Linked DNA regions of Homo sapiens: region 2 is linked to region 1. A link is a contact called in ENCODE Hi-C or POLR2A ChIA-PET data. All regions are on one chromosome and are shown on one strand. The core of a region is the stretch at or near the end of the contact, and the rest is flanking DNA. Distances in the headings are between cores, read along the strand shown.

Region 1 (7,428 bases), core at 3,672-6,171:
GCTAAGATAGCGCTACTACACTCCAGCCTGGGTGACAGAGTGAGATCCTCTCTCAAAACAAAAGCAAAACCAAATAAACCCCACCAAAATAGTCACTCAATTCCTTTGCTCACAGTTTTGCAATTTGTGCAGAGCTTGGTGGAGACTACTAGTCTGCTCAATGTTTCTAGTGCTGAGATAGCTTCCTAAGGAGGATCTTCTCCCTAGACAGCCTCACTTGCGTGGCTGCCAAGTTGGTGCTGGGTGACATCCAGGTTACTGTTGGGGCTGTTGGTGCTCAGTGCTTGTATTAGTCCACTTGGGCTACCATAACAGACTTGGGCTGTCATAACAGATAATACCATAGACTAGGTAGCTTAAATGACAGAAATTAGTTTTCTCACAGTTCTAGAGGCTGGAGGGATCTCTTCTTGGGTTGCAAGTGGCTGTCTTCTCACTCTGTGTTCACATGATCTCTTTGTGTGAGTGGGGAGAGAGGGAGAGAGGGAGAGATGGGGAGGGAGGGAGGGGGAGAGAGAGAGAGAGCGAGCGAGCTCTCTAGCGTCCCTTTGTCTCTTGTTTCTTTTCACAGAAGCACTAATTCCATCAGGAGGGCCACCCTCATGACTTTACCTAAATCTGATCACCTCCCAAAGGCCTCATCTCCAAATATCATCACATTGGGGGTTAGAATCTCAACATATGAATTTTGGGGAGACACACTCAGTCCATAATAGGGCTCCTTCATGTGGCTATGTTGGGCTTTCACAGCATGGCAGTCTTCATACATGGTATCTGGGTTCACCAGGGTGCAAAAGACAAATCTGCCAGGTATTCTAAAGGCTTCAGCCCAGAACTACCTACTGTTCTGTAAATGCCTACACATTTTACTGGTTATAGCAGGTCATGAGGCCTGTCCAGATTCACGGGGAAGGAACTACATAAGGGTGTGAATGCTGAGAGGCATGGCTCACACGCATCACCAAAATGACATTTTGCCATTCCCCCTTTCCTATCCCATTTATTTCCCTCATATGCCACAGTGGCTTTTACACATTTCTCTCTAACTCCCCCTTCTGTCCCCCAACACACATACCATCACCACCACTAGTCATAGCCCATCAACCTCCTGTCCCCCTTTATTCCCAATTCTGTATCATTTAAATCCAAAAGGACCTTGCACTGACAGAAACAGAACGAACAAAGCCAGAATCCTTTTGTTGTGGAGGAGGAAGGGAGTAGCCATATATGCTGTCACATCATTAATAATGTTTATCCCTTGACCCTTGATTAATGAAGGCCCTTTGCCAGGGGAAGCAATGCTTAAAGTCCATATCCCTTTTCAGCGTCACAGATGCCTAGCTGCACAGAGGTGGCTGGTTCTAAAGACTTCTATAAAAACAGCTGAGATGCAAACAAGCACAGCTACTAGAACCTCTTTTATTTCTTCCAAGAAACAGACCTGTACTGAAGGGTGTATGGAAGACAGAGAGTGGGGACAGGGAGAAGGAGAAGAAGGGGGAGGAGGAGGAGCAGGAGGAAGAGGAAGGGGAAAAGCAAGAGGGAGGGAGGGAAGGAGGAAGGGAGAGAGAGAGAGAAAGGAAGAGGAAAAATAGAGACCATATACAAGATAAAAACATGGACATAAAGCATGCAAATTTCCTTCACTGTACTGAGTCTCCAGTAATTCTCTTTACCAGTCTTATTAAAAATATTTTTTAGGCTGAGCGCGGTGGATCACATCTGTAATCCCAGCACTTTGGGAGGCTGAGGTGGGCGGATCACCTGAGGTCAGGAGTTCGAGACCAGCCTGGCCAACATGGCAAAATCCCGTCTCTACTAAAAATACAAAAATTAGCCGGCACAGTGGTGGGTGCCTATAATCCCAGCTACTTGGTAGGCTGACGCAGGAAAATCGCTTGAGCCTGGTGGCGGGTGGGAGCGGCGGAGGTTTGTAGTGAGCCGAGATCGTGCCACTGCACTCCAGCCTGGGCGCAGAGTGAGACTGTTCTCAAAAAAAAAGAGGGTATCAGGGTACATTATCTCCACATGCTGATAAGTTGTTACATAAGTCCCACCAATTCACAATTTAATATCATATACTCTACCCACTCAAATTTTCAGTCTTTCAAAGCACATTAACAAAGTTATCAGGAAAATGGGACTAGCACAACCAAAGATGTTACAGACTGCACACAATTTTGACACGGATAGCAACGTGACCAAGGAGTGGTTTTCTTCAGGAAACAATTCTACTAAAAAAACCCATGAAAATAAAAGTAATTTAAAATTTTCAAGACACATTAAATGCATGACTGTGGCTCTATATTGCCATTTAGTATGCGCTGTACTGTAGGAAATAAAATACCCTCTCCCTAGGGAATGTTAAACTGACTTCGAAGACAGTGAAAGCCTCCCATTATTCACTATTTCAGTGTTTCCTGGTTGTACCAAACAACAAACAAGTGAATTATTTCACCTTTTAAAAGCTACACTTTAAAAATGGGATAAAGTGGGATTCCCTCCTTCCTAAAAATGTTTCAGCCAGGCACAGGCTCACGCCTGTAATCCCAGTACTTTGGGAGGTCAAGGTGGGCGGATTACCTGAGGTCGGGAGTTCGAGACCAGCCTGACCAAGATGGAGAAACCCCATCTCTACTAAAAATACAAAATTAGCTGGGTGTGGTGGCACATGCCTGTAATCCCAGCTACTTGGGAGGCTGAAGCAGGAGAATCGCTTGAACCCGGCAGGCGGAGGTTGCCGTAAGCAGAATTCGCGCCACTACACTCCAGCCTGGGCAACAAGAGGGAAACTCTGTCTCAAAAAAAAAAAAAAAAAAAAAAGTTTCTACAGCTACTAAAAAACTTGCATTTAAAAATAGTTGATAAAAATATTCCTTATCAAAATAGTTGATAAAAATATTCCTCTGAGGCCAAGTGCAGTTGCTCACACCTGTCATCCCAGCACTTTGGGAGGCTGAAGCGGGAGGATCGCTTGATCCCAGGAGTTCAAGACCAGGCTGGGCAACATAGGAAGACCCCGCCTCCACACACACACAGAAACCCCACAAAAATTAGCTGGGCTTGGTGGCACACACCTGTGGTCCCAGCTACCTGGGAGGCTGAGGTAAGTGAATCGCTTGAGCCCAGGGGTTCCAGGGTGCAGAGAGCTATGATTGTGCTACTGGACTCCAGCCTCGGCCGAGCGACACCCTGTCTGTTTCTTTCCTTTTCTCTCTCTCTCTAGCTCTGGATCGTACAAGAAGGGAGACAAGGACCACTGACAAGATATGGTATGTGATACTAATCAGATTTGGCTTCTTTCTGTCCTGCTTCACCAGAGGCTGGACTCTCCTTGTTTCAGTTTCTCCGCTTTCCACAGATAAATCTTTTGTTTCCCGGATAGCCACTTGGCCTGTTTGCCCTTTGCTCCCATTTTTCCTTGTTTGCTTCTTTGTCTGAAAATTTATGCTGTCCTGCTGCCTCCGCTGGGCTTCGTTTCCACCTTTGCTGGAGGAGATTTAGCTGACAACCTCACAGATCTTCCCCGCCCCTTCTGCCGAGCTGATCTTTCTCTTGGAAATCTTACCCGCAGGGAAGGGCGAGTGTCCGTGCCTGCCTGCCTGCCTGCTGCAGCCCGCGCAAAGCTGAGCGGCCAGGGCGCTGCTGTTCCTTTAAAGTATTATTAAAAATAATATTTCAGCTTTTAAGTAACTCCTTGAGTTTGAATCAAAAGCTGGAAGAACCTCCTGGGCTCTATGAGCACCTCTGAATATGTCTGACTCTACATTCTAGAGGCTTCAATGTATTTATAATTTTGGCTCATAGATTCTCCACATCTTTTCAGCTTCAATTCTTGCTTTTCCCAGAAACAATTTTCAAGCAGGAGAGAATATTGATTGGACTTGATTTTCTCAGTTTGGGCAGAGGTTTGCAGACACTTTGCAGGTTGCCAGACCCTTCGTCCAGCCACCTGTCAGCTGGGGGTCATATGGTATAGAAAGCAGTCATTTCTATGCAAGGTACTGCTTGGGCCTGCCTCCCTCAAAGGGGTAGGGGATGCGGGCTGGACAAAGGGCTCGTGATCAAGTAAAGCACTGTGATGACAGCTGCTATTTCTATATCTCCCTAGACTTGTCTTCTAAATTAAACCTTGACTCCTCCCTTCCAAGCTGGAGCCACTGCTAACTACTGGGAGAGCCTTAGCAGATAAAGTCTCATGCCTCCAGGCGTTTGTGCATCCCATTTTCTCTGCAGAGTAGAATCTCCCTTCTACTTTTGTGCTCCTGGGGACGTCCTACTCTTCTTCCCCAGTTGGCTCTAAGGTTATCACATCGGTGAAGTGTTTCATTATCACTTTTTAGAAGAAACTGAGTCTTTTAGAGAAGTTAAGTGACTTTCTGCATTCATACTCATACTCAAGAAAATCTAACTCCACAATAACCAAAAATAAAAAGTAGAAAAAAACCCACAAGTGATGAGAAAAAAAAAAATCAAAAGTTATAAAAAATAAATGAAAAAATGAAATTAAAGGAAAAAAGATTTTTTAAAAAAGTAAAAAAAAGAAAAGAAATCTAACTCCAGAGCTCTGACACAAAATGCCTTAGGTGTTATTCTCAATGAGAGAAAAGGGACGTGAATCTTTAAGTGATTAAGTGAATCTTTAAGTAAATCTGTCGTACTAGCGTTTCAGGCGGCTCAAACACCACACGCTCCCGACTACGGCGGAATGGAGAGAATGTGCGCATGCTCGGCGGGAATCTGCGCATGCTCGGCGGGAATCTGCGCATGCTCGGAGAGAATCTGCGCATGCTCGGCCGGAATCTGCGCGAGCTCGGCGGGAATCTGCGCAAGCTCGGCGGGAATCTGCGCATGCTCAGAGTTCCGGGGCACGGTTTCCCCGCCCCTTTCAGGCCTAGCAGGAAACGAAGCGGCTCTTTCCGCTATCTGCCGCTTGTCCACCGGAAGCGAGTTGCGACACGGCAGGTTCCCGCCCGGAAGAAGCGACCAAAGCGCCTGAGGACCGGCAACATGGTGCGGTCGGGGAATAAGGTATAAAGAAAGCCATGGACTTGGGCTTTACCCGGACTGGGGATCCGGAGAGGGTGGTTCGGAAGCAGGAATCGTGGGATCGCGGTCAAGACAAAGAATGGGGCAAGAGAAGATCATGGTGGTGGGCTCAGTCAGGAGGGCCGGGACCGAGGGATGCGCTATGAGAAAAGCTGGAGATTTGGGGCTCCAAGACCTGAATTTGAGCCTCGCTGACTCCACCTCTTCCATTACCCACCCATCCCATCCCTCTTCTCCCTCTCTACCTGCTCTTTGTCTCACCTGCCTCCCCACCCGCCTCCCCTCTCTCTCTCTTTATCCCATTCCACTCCCTAGCCCCACTTCCTCTATTACTTCCGAGCCTGGGTTCTTAAGATCTCTATGAGAATGAAAATTAGCTGTGATAAAGCAACTATCCCACAGGGCTTGTTGTAAAACTTAAGAGAGGGACTATCTGTGACTAAAATAACTTAAACTGTAAAGCGTCGTATTATTAGCTTTATAATAACGTAGTATCCCGCATTTATTGAAAGCCCACTCTGTGAGGGACGGATCTAAACCTTTTATTCTTATCTCATTTAATCTTCACAACCCCTTGAAGTGAAAACTATTTATCCCCATTTTGCAAGTGGGAAAACCGAGGAATAAAGAACTGTGGGCTTTTCCTGGTGAAATCCGGATTTGAATCCAAGCTGTCTGGTTTCAGGGCCCTGGAGAACCCCTGTGTTGCTAGAAATCTATGACCATTGGTGTCCCAGATCAGTAACAGAAATTACAATGAATTTTAAAGTGATTTTTTTTTTTCAACATAAAAGAGTGGTAGTTGTCTCTGAAGGGTCACTAGAGGGAGATGTGGTTCCAGGGATTAATGAATTTATTCAATACAGATAAACAAGATACGAGTTTGAGCAACTGATCCCTAGTTCCCTCAACTCCTCATTGAGAAATGTTGATTAAAACGATCATGAACTTTTAATAATGCCACTCACCTCCTTTTTTCGTCCTCTTTCAGCTGCTGAAAACTTTGTAGCTCTAGTGGAGGAGCTGTTTGTTGCAGATGAACTGGAAGTAAAATTCTAACAGCCTGTATTGCTTCGGTATAGAAATGAAGAGTTGCTATGCTACCCGGTTTCTCTTTCTCAGTTTTCTTACTGCTGCCAGATAGGAACTCAGAAATATAGACCATTCTGCTTCCAGACAATAAGTTCCATATTTGAAACCCTTTGATGGCACTTACTGGATACCTAATTCATGACAAAAGTGCTTTAGTCCTCTAGAGTTTTCTGGTTTAAAAGTAGCTTTTGTGGGTGTGTATCAAATAAGTGCAGCAGCATATTTTGTGACTCTTAAGTTTTTTTAGGTTATCATGCCCCAGGCATTGAAACTGGGATGTGCATTTTACTGTTCTCAAAGGAATTTTGTGGTTTATTAGCACGTTTTTTTTTTCAAATAATCTAATTTTACTTCAGAAATCTCTTAGTGCATTGTGTTGTTTGTAAACTAGTGAAAAATAATCTTTTCTTTTCATGTGTTGCCTGAGATATAACCACATTTAGAAATCATCTATAACTTCCCTGATAGGAATTCATTCAGGTTTTTAAAACATTTCTAGGGTCAAGAGATCACTTAAAAAAGAGTAGTTTCTTTATTGATCACTTCTAAATGTTATTTTTTATCCCTCGTATGGAGTCGCATCAGTCTCCCTGTAACTTCCATCTGTTGATCCCGTTGTCTTTCTTGGCAGACCAATCCTTTTATACAACAGTTGTCAAATATCTGGGGGGAGGCCAGACACGGTGGCCTATACCTGTAATCCTAGCACTTTGGGAGGCGGAGGTGGGAGGATTGCTTAAGCCAAGGAGTTTGAGACCAGCCTGGGCAACACAGTGAGACCCCAACTCTACAAAAAAAATTTAAGAATTAGCTGGGCATGGTGGGGTGCAACTGTGGTCCCAGCTATTTGGAAGGCTGAGGTAGCGGGATCACTTGAGCCCGGGAGATGGAGGCAGTAGTGAGCCATGATCATGCCACTGTACTCCAGCCTGGGTGACAGTGAGACCATGTCTCAAAAAAAAGGAAAAAAAAATGGTGGGGAGGAAAACTGTTATGTTCCCTTTAATCTTCTCATCTGACTTAAATATCTAGTTATTTCCAACTGTTCTTTACATCATGTATTCTTCAGATTCTTCCCTAAGCTGCTCATTTCATGTTCATTTGTAATTAATTTTCCTGGTAAGATGTTAGCCCAGAACTGCTCACAGTTTGTTTGATCGGTACAAAGCACTGCGAGACTATCAGTCAGAGTCAAGGAATGTGAACTCCAGAAAGGACCTTAAACCTCATCTAGTCCAACAGTTTCCTACCTTTTAGTATTATTAACAGTGAGATTAAGTGACATTC
Region 2 (7,428 bases), core at 4,929-7,428, 520 kb after region 1:
TACCAGTTCTGGTTGAACACCTTCTTTATTCACCGTGGGCTATTCACAGTGGGGTTAATATATGTATGATAAAATAGGAGGAATTTTTAAAATATGATTTCAACTTTTATTTTAGATTCAGGGGGTGCATGTGCAGGTTTATTATATGGGTTTGTGGCGTGATGCTGAGGCTTGAGGTATGAACGATCCCATCACCCAGGTAGTGAGCCTAGTAGCCAACAGTTAGTTTTTCAACCCTTGCCCCCTCTGTCCCTCTCCATCTAGTAGCCCTCATCGTCTGTTGTTGCCATCTTTACATCTATGAGTACCCAGTGTTTAGCTCCCACTTATAAGTGAGAACATGTGGTATTTGGTTTTTTCTTCCTGTGTTAATTCGCTTGGGATAATGGCCTCCAGCCGCATCCATGTTGCTGCAAAGGACATCATTTCATCCTTTATTTTATGGCTGTGTAGTATTCCATGGTGTATATATACCACATTTTATTTATTCAGTCCACCATTGATGGGCACCTAGGTTGACTCCATGTCTTTGCTATGGTGAATAGTGCTGCAGTGAACATATGAGCACATGTGTCTTTTTTAGTAAGATAATTTATTTTCTTTTAGCTATATACCGAGTAATGTGATAGTTCTGAGTACCCTGTGAAATCTCCAAACTGCTTTCTACAGTAGCTGAACTAATTTACATTCCCACCAACAGTGTATAAGCGTTCCCTTTCCTCTGCAGCCCTGCCAACATCTGTTGTTTTTTGACTTTTTAATAATAGCTATTCTGACTAGTGTGAGATGGTATCTCATTATGGTTTTGATTTGCATTTCTCTGATGATTAGTGTTGTTAAGCATTTTTTCATATGTTTATTGGCCACTTGTCTGTCTTCTTTTGAGAAGTGGCTTTGCCCACTTTTTAATGGGGTTATTTGCTTTTTTCCTTGTTGAATTGTTTCTGGATATTAAACTTTTATCAGATGCATAGTTTGCAAATATTTTCTCCCATTCTGTAGGTTGTCTGTTACTCTGCTGATAGATTATTTTGCTGTGCACAAGCTTTTTAGTTTAATTAGGTCCCACTTGTCAATTTTTGTTTTTGTTGCTATTGCTTTTGAGGCCTTAGTCACAAATTCTTTCCCAAGGATGATGTCCAGAATGGTGTTTCCTAGGTTTTCTTCTATAATTCTTATAGTTTGAGGTCTTACACTTAAATCTTTAATCCATCTTGAGTTCAGTTTTGTATATGGTGAGAGGTAGGGGTCCAGTTTCTTTCTTCTGCATATGGCTAGCAAGCTATCCCAGCACTATTTATTGACTAGGTACTTTCCCCATTGCTTATTTTCTCAACTTTGTAACATTATGTCTGGGTTCTCTATTCTGTTCCATTGGTCTATGTGTCTGTTTTTGTACCAATGTCATGCTGTTTTTGTTCCTGTAGCCTTATAGTATAGTTTGAAGTCAGGTAATGTGATGCCTCTGACTCTGTTCTTTTTGCTTAGGATTGCTTTGTCTATTTGCACTGTTTTTTGGTTCCATACGAAAAATACAACAATTAGCCAGGCATGATGGTGGACACTTGTAATCCTAGCTACTCTGGAAGCTCAGGCAGGAGAATCGCTTGAGCCTGGGAGGTGGAGGTTACAGGGAGTTGAGATCACACCATTGCACTACAGCCTGGGCAACAGAGCGAGACTCTGTCTCCAAAAAACAAAAAAACAAAAACAACTGCTTATTGTAAGTTTTCATTTATGTGAAAACTCATCCACGCCAGCAGAAGTCAGGACAATGTTTACCCTTGCAGAGCATGGGGATAATAACCAGTAGGGGCATGAAAGGTTTTCCATATGCTGTCAACGTTCTTTTCTTTATTATTTATTTATTTACACAGCATTTCACTCTGTCATCCAGGCTGGAGTGCAGTGGCATAATTACAGCTCACTGCAGCCTCTACCTCCTGGGCTCAAATGATTTTCCCACCTCAGCCTCCTGAGTAGCTGCGACTACAGGCATGCGACTACAGGCATGCGCAACACCTGGCTTATTTTTTTATTTTTTGTAGAGACGGGGTTTCACCATATTGCCTAGGCTGGTCTTGAACTCTTGGGCTCCAGTGATCTTCTTGCATCAGCCACCCAAAGTGTTGAGATTACAGGCGTAAGCCACTGTGCCTGGCCAATGTTCTTCTTGATCTGGGAGCTGGTTATACGGTGCGGTCAATTTGTGGATATTTATCTGGTTTATCTACTTTTTTTTGCATGTATATTTCAATAAAATATTTTTAAAAAACATTCCTCTCCTGATGACTTAGTGGAGAAAATCTCAGCTTGGGTTTGACTTAACTTGAATGCTTCTTCTAAATTGTCTCATCTTTCTTAACTTGGGAAGAGTGTGCCAGCTTCAGAAGCTTCAGCAGGCAACAGTATCCAGCTCGAATCAAATAACATTGTCTTGTTTTCATTGTGTTTTATGGTTACCATCTATAGATGGCCATCAATACTACATTTCCATTTATGGTAGTGATATACAATTTCTTTTAAAAATGATCGTAAGCAAAAAAAAAAAAGAGTGAATTGCCTTACTTTAAAAAAATTATGTAAATAATAGTACAGGTGGTACCTAGTTACGGTAAACCATGTAAGGGTGGGGTTTATAAAACGTGGTTGAGATGGAAAAAGGCAGGGATTAAGGGGAAGGGAGAAAACCAGTCTTAGCCTGTCCCCATCTCTCAACCAATCCTCACTGCTGGGCACAGACAGGCTCTCAAGCCTGAGGACATACCTTTGCAGAGGACTCATGAGAAATCTAAAGTGAAGAATGCTCCAGGAACAATGGGATGGGCAAAGCCAGAGACAACAAGCGGAGAACCTGGATTCACTCAACAAATATTCTTTGAGTATCTCTGTGCAGGCACCGTTCTAGCCCTGGGCCTACAGTAATAAGCAAAATGGTTAAGTTGTAGGCCAGCCAGTAACCAGCTCTGGGTTCTGGGCTGAGTCCCCCTACTTCTCTAGGCTTCAATGGATTGAGGATGCTCTGTGATTCAAGCCTCTGTAGCAGCTGGCCTTTGGGGAGTGGGATTCTGAGTGAGGCTCAGGAGAGGTTAGGAAAAGCCTTAAAAATATGGGATTATTTTGTTATGTGTTTGCGTGTATTTAGGGTGGGGAAGGGTAAAATTGGCCATTAACCTGGGAACTAGGAGAAAAGAATTGGGTGTGGCCTTCAGGCTCATTAGAAAGTGAAATATCATTGAGTACTTTGCATTTGTCAAGTCAGCATCACTTTGCCTGCTCATCTCCACTGCTCTTGGCTGAAAGATCAAGAACTTTAAAAGGAGGTGGAAAGAGAATGAATCCCAAAAGATAAGTGAGTAGCTGCATGGGAATGAATGAATCAATGCCACTCTTAGCCTCTTAATAGACTCATCACAGCCTTTCATTCCCAGCTCCTGGGCATTGCAATTAAGACAGAAAGAGAATGAGGGGCCCTGCCAGGAATATTTTGAGAGACTGTACTTTTCATTCACTCAACAAATATTTATTGAGTGCTTACCTGGTGCCAGGCAGTATTTAGACCTGTGGGCTGTCCAATTTGATAGCTACCTAGCCACACATGGCTATCAAACATTTGAATTTTGGCTACTTCAAACTGAAATGTGCTGTATAGCATACACATCAGAACTTGAGGATTTAGTATAAGAAAAGGAATGTTAACTCTCTCATTAATTTTAGTGTTGATTACCCATTGAAATGATAGTATTTTGGATATACCGCCAAATTAAGAATATTATTAAAATAAATGTCATCTATTTCTTTTTACTATATTTTAATATGGCTACTAGAAATTTACAATTGCACATGTGCTCACGTTTGCGATTTGCAGTAGATTTCTATTGGACAGCGTTGTGCTAGACCCTGTGCCTACTCTGTAGGAGCTCAGTGGGTGGGACCAACAGAAACACGTTACAAAGCAGGCAGGAGACACCAGGGAGAATGAAGGTGGAATGACCATGATCCTTCCTGTGTCTTATTTTTATTTTTTTTAGATTGGCACTGTACATAGTGCTTTTTACTTCTTTTTTTTTTTTTTTTCAGATCGGCACCCTACATAGTGCTAACGATTTTTTTTTTTTTTTACTTTTTTTTCAGATCGGCACTCTACATAGTGCTAATGATTTCCAGAAGTCCAGCTCTGTCCATCTCTTCCTCTGCTCAAACATGGATGCTGTATCCTTACTGCCCAGCATATTAAGCCAAAGCGCCACAGTCAACTGGATTTCCTGCCTCCCCTGCTGCTCTCTGCAAGCATCCTGCACTCTGGCTGAAGTGGACTTTCTGATCCCCAAACTCATTTTCCCATTTCTCTCTCTCTCTCTCTCTCTCTCTCTCTCTCTCTCTCTCTCTGTGTGTGTGTGTGTGTGTGTGTGTGTGTGTTTTGAGACTGATTCTTACTCTGTCACCCAGGCTGGAGTGCAGTGGTGCGATCTTGGCTCACTGCAACTTCCACCTCCTGGGTTCAAGCGATTCTCCTGCCTCAGCCTCCCAAGTTGCTGGGACTACAGGCGTGCATCACCGTGCCTGGCTATTTTTTGTATTTTTAGTAGAGATGGGATTTCACCATGTTGGCCACGGTTGGCCAGGCTGGTCTTGAACTCCTGATCTCAGGTGATCCACCTGCCTCGGCCTCCCAAAGTGCTGGAATTACAGGTGTGAGCCACCGCGCCCGGCCCCATTTCTGTGTTTTTGCTTCAGGTGGTCCCTCTGCCTGTGCCCTTGCTAACCGCCCATTTCCTCTGGTAGAATTACAAGCTTCAATTTCAGCTCCGACTCACCCAAGAAACTCCCCTTTCCTCAACCACCACATCACCTCTCTACCAAAATATTTCTTTTCTTCAAAGCCTCTGATAAACATTTATTTATTTATTTTTTATCTTACCAAAGTCTTTCCCGATAACTCTTCCCAGCTTGGCGTCTTAAGACCAGGTACTTGCCTTCCTGGAGGCATCTAGGTCACCTTCAGAGCCAGGTGGCCATTGGGTTAACTAGCTGTTGAACTGAATCAAACAGGCTCTGAGCCTTGAAGTCAGAAAGAGCCAGAGTGGAGGGGTCTGGGGGGAAGAGGGGCGCTGAGGTATAGGGAGATGAAACCTGCGGTGGAGGCAGCTTAATGGTCCACCTGTCACCCAAGGAATCTCTCTGACAGGGGTCTTTGTTAGGGTCACACCCCAGGAGATGGTTGATTATGGCTGAGTCCAGCCTGGAATGATGGGGGTTGGGGGCAGCTTGGGTAGATGACTCAGTAAATCAAACAGAACAATGAAAGGAGGTCATGCTTGTCCATCTGCATTATTGAAGACAGCCATAAATGGCCTTACCCCAGAGCGGGTCTGTCACACCTGGAGAGCTGATCTGACCTCTCCAAGACCCCTGCAACTGAGTGTTCTGGGATCTGTCCTGCAACAAGTGCCTCGAGATTTGTAGGTGGGGGCCCAGGGTGCTAAGGGATTATTTTAGCGGGCGGAGAAGGGAGGGGGTCTGCAGACGAAGGGGGCAGGTTTTGCGGGGCACTTAGGGTTCTCATAGGTTGTAGTCACGAGCTCCCAGGTTTGGAAAACTGCAATAGTCACTAAGACCATTCGGGGCTGTTTGGGTCTAGCTTGGTCTAGACGGGTCTGAAACTCCGCAGGACCCACCCAACAAGAAGTCATTGTTCCAAGCCACGTGTCAGTGGTGGGTGATACCCCAGGATGGAAGGAGTTGGTATGAGCCGACTGAAATCTACTTGAAGGTCAAAACGGAGCCTTATGTCTTTTGTGTTCCCCAGCGGTTAGCCCAGTGCCGGCCACAGGGGAAGCGCGCAAACGAAGTCCTCGCGAACTGAACTGAGAGCAGACAAAAGCACGCGCTCTTCTCCACCGCCACGCCGGTCCTACCCAAACCCGCGAGTTATCCGTATTCTCCTTCAGGAGTCATAGTCAGGCCAGAAGAGTGCGGAGGGACGGGGCCCGGGAAGAGCAGGGAACCCCCAGAGCCCGCAGCCAACGCGGAGGTGGGCGAGCGGGCGTGCGCGCACTCACTTGCCGGCGCGAGGGAGTGTCGGGGGGGAAGGGAGTGGTCTCCAAAAGGGGGAGGGGAGAAGGCAGGGGGCGGGGAGAAGCCGGCCCTTTAGGACCCGGCTGCGGCGGCGAGGGAGGAGGAAGAAGCGGAGGAGGCGGCTCCCGCGCTCGCAGGGCCGTGCCACCTGCCCGCCCGCCCGCTCGCTCGCTCGCCCGCCGCGCCGCGCTGCCGACCGCCAGCATGCTGCCGAGAGTGGGCTGCCCCGCGCTGCCGCTGCCGCCGCCGCCGCTGCTGCCGCTGCTGCTGCTGCTACTGGGCGCGAGTGGCGGCGGCGGCGGGGCGCGCGCGGAGGTGCTGTTCCGCTGCCCGCCCTGCACACCCGAGCGCCTGGCCGCCTGCGGGCCCCCGCCGGTTGCGCCGCCCGCCGCGGTGGCCGCAGTGGCCGGAGGCGCCCGCATGCCATGCGCGGAGCTCGTCCGGGAGCCGGGCTGCGGCTGCTGCTCGGTGTGCGCCCGGCTGGAGGGCGAGGCGTGCGGCGTCTACACCCCGCGCTGCGGCCAGGGGCTGCGCTGCTATCCCCACCCGGGCTCCGAGCTGCCCCTGCAGGCGCTGGTCATGGGCGAGGGCACTTGTGAGAAGCGCCGGGACGCCGAGTATGGCGCCAGCCCGGAGCAGGTTGCAGGTAACGCGGTCTGGAACAAGTAGTTGGGAGAAACTTGGAGGGCAGCGGAGAAGCCCGACGGGCGGCTGGACCTTACGGACGGTTTTAGGGGCGGCAGAGCCGAGACCTTGGACCAAATCAAGGGGGACTGTTGCTAGCGGGACGCGGAAGTCAGGCCCGGGGAGGGGAACTGGAGTTAGAGCAAGTGGAAGAGCCCTGGCGACTCATTTGGTGGGGATGAATGGGGAGAGGAAAGGCATCCCTGCTGCCATAGTTTTACCCGCGTGGAACGGACCCAGACTTCTATTCTGGAGGAGGGATTTGCTGAGAAGGGGGCCGGTGGTCAGATCCATGGGAGTAGGAACTCGAATCTTATTTGGGGCACTGCTTGAGGACCCAAGGGTCCTGGTGGGATCGCTGCTGGGAGGCGGAGGCTGCGGGGTGCCAGTGACACCAGGAACCTTGGAAGAGGAGAGGGAGCTAGGAGGAGGCACCGGCGTCCCAAGGGGCCCTTCCTTCTACTGGGGTTGTGAGTTGGAAAGAAAGGACTTGGTACTTTGTAGGATGAGTCGCTTAGGAGAAAAATGAAAACCACCACTACTATTTCTCCATAGGGAACGAGCAGGGCTCTTGCTACCACGTTGAATGGAAAAATAAAAGGGAGGCATTTGGTAGGCGAGGGGTCTCCTAGCAGCTGAATCAATGTAACTTAAGCCCGATCGCCG

What was found. A loop is a pair of places that touch in the nucleus more often than their neighbours do. ChIA-PET counts read pairs that join two places held with the same protein, here RNA polymerase II (POLR2A). Pooled maps may share reads with other maps.
Region 2: a map of endothelial cell of umbilical vein shows a loop between it and region 1 (2.4-fold over the local background). The contact joins the promoter of IGFBP2 here to the promoter of XRCC5 in region 1. A Hi-C loop is called at or near these places in 1 of 168 maps with a recorded cell type or tissue (endothelial cell of umbilical vein) and 1 of 50 pooled maps. POLR2A ChIA-PET finds 5 or more read pairs at or near these places in 1 of 52 experiments (GM10248).

Annotation. Positions count from the first base shown.
Region 1 is chr2:216,104,427-216,111,854 of GRCh38, forward strand. XRCC5 (X-ray repair cross complementing 5) reads left to right here and starts at 4,922. Exons shown (of 21, transcript NM_021141.4): 1 at 4,922-5,031. The coding sequence starts at 5,011. RefSeq lists an enhancer at 4,646-5,267.
Region 2 is chr2:216,627,242-216,634,669 of GRCh38, forward strand. It overlaps IGFBP2 (insulin like growth factor binding protein 2), which reads left to right and starts at 6,179. Exons shown (of 4, transcript NM_000597.3): 1 at 6,179-6,724. The coding sequence starts at 6,283.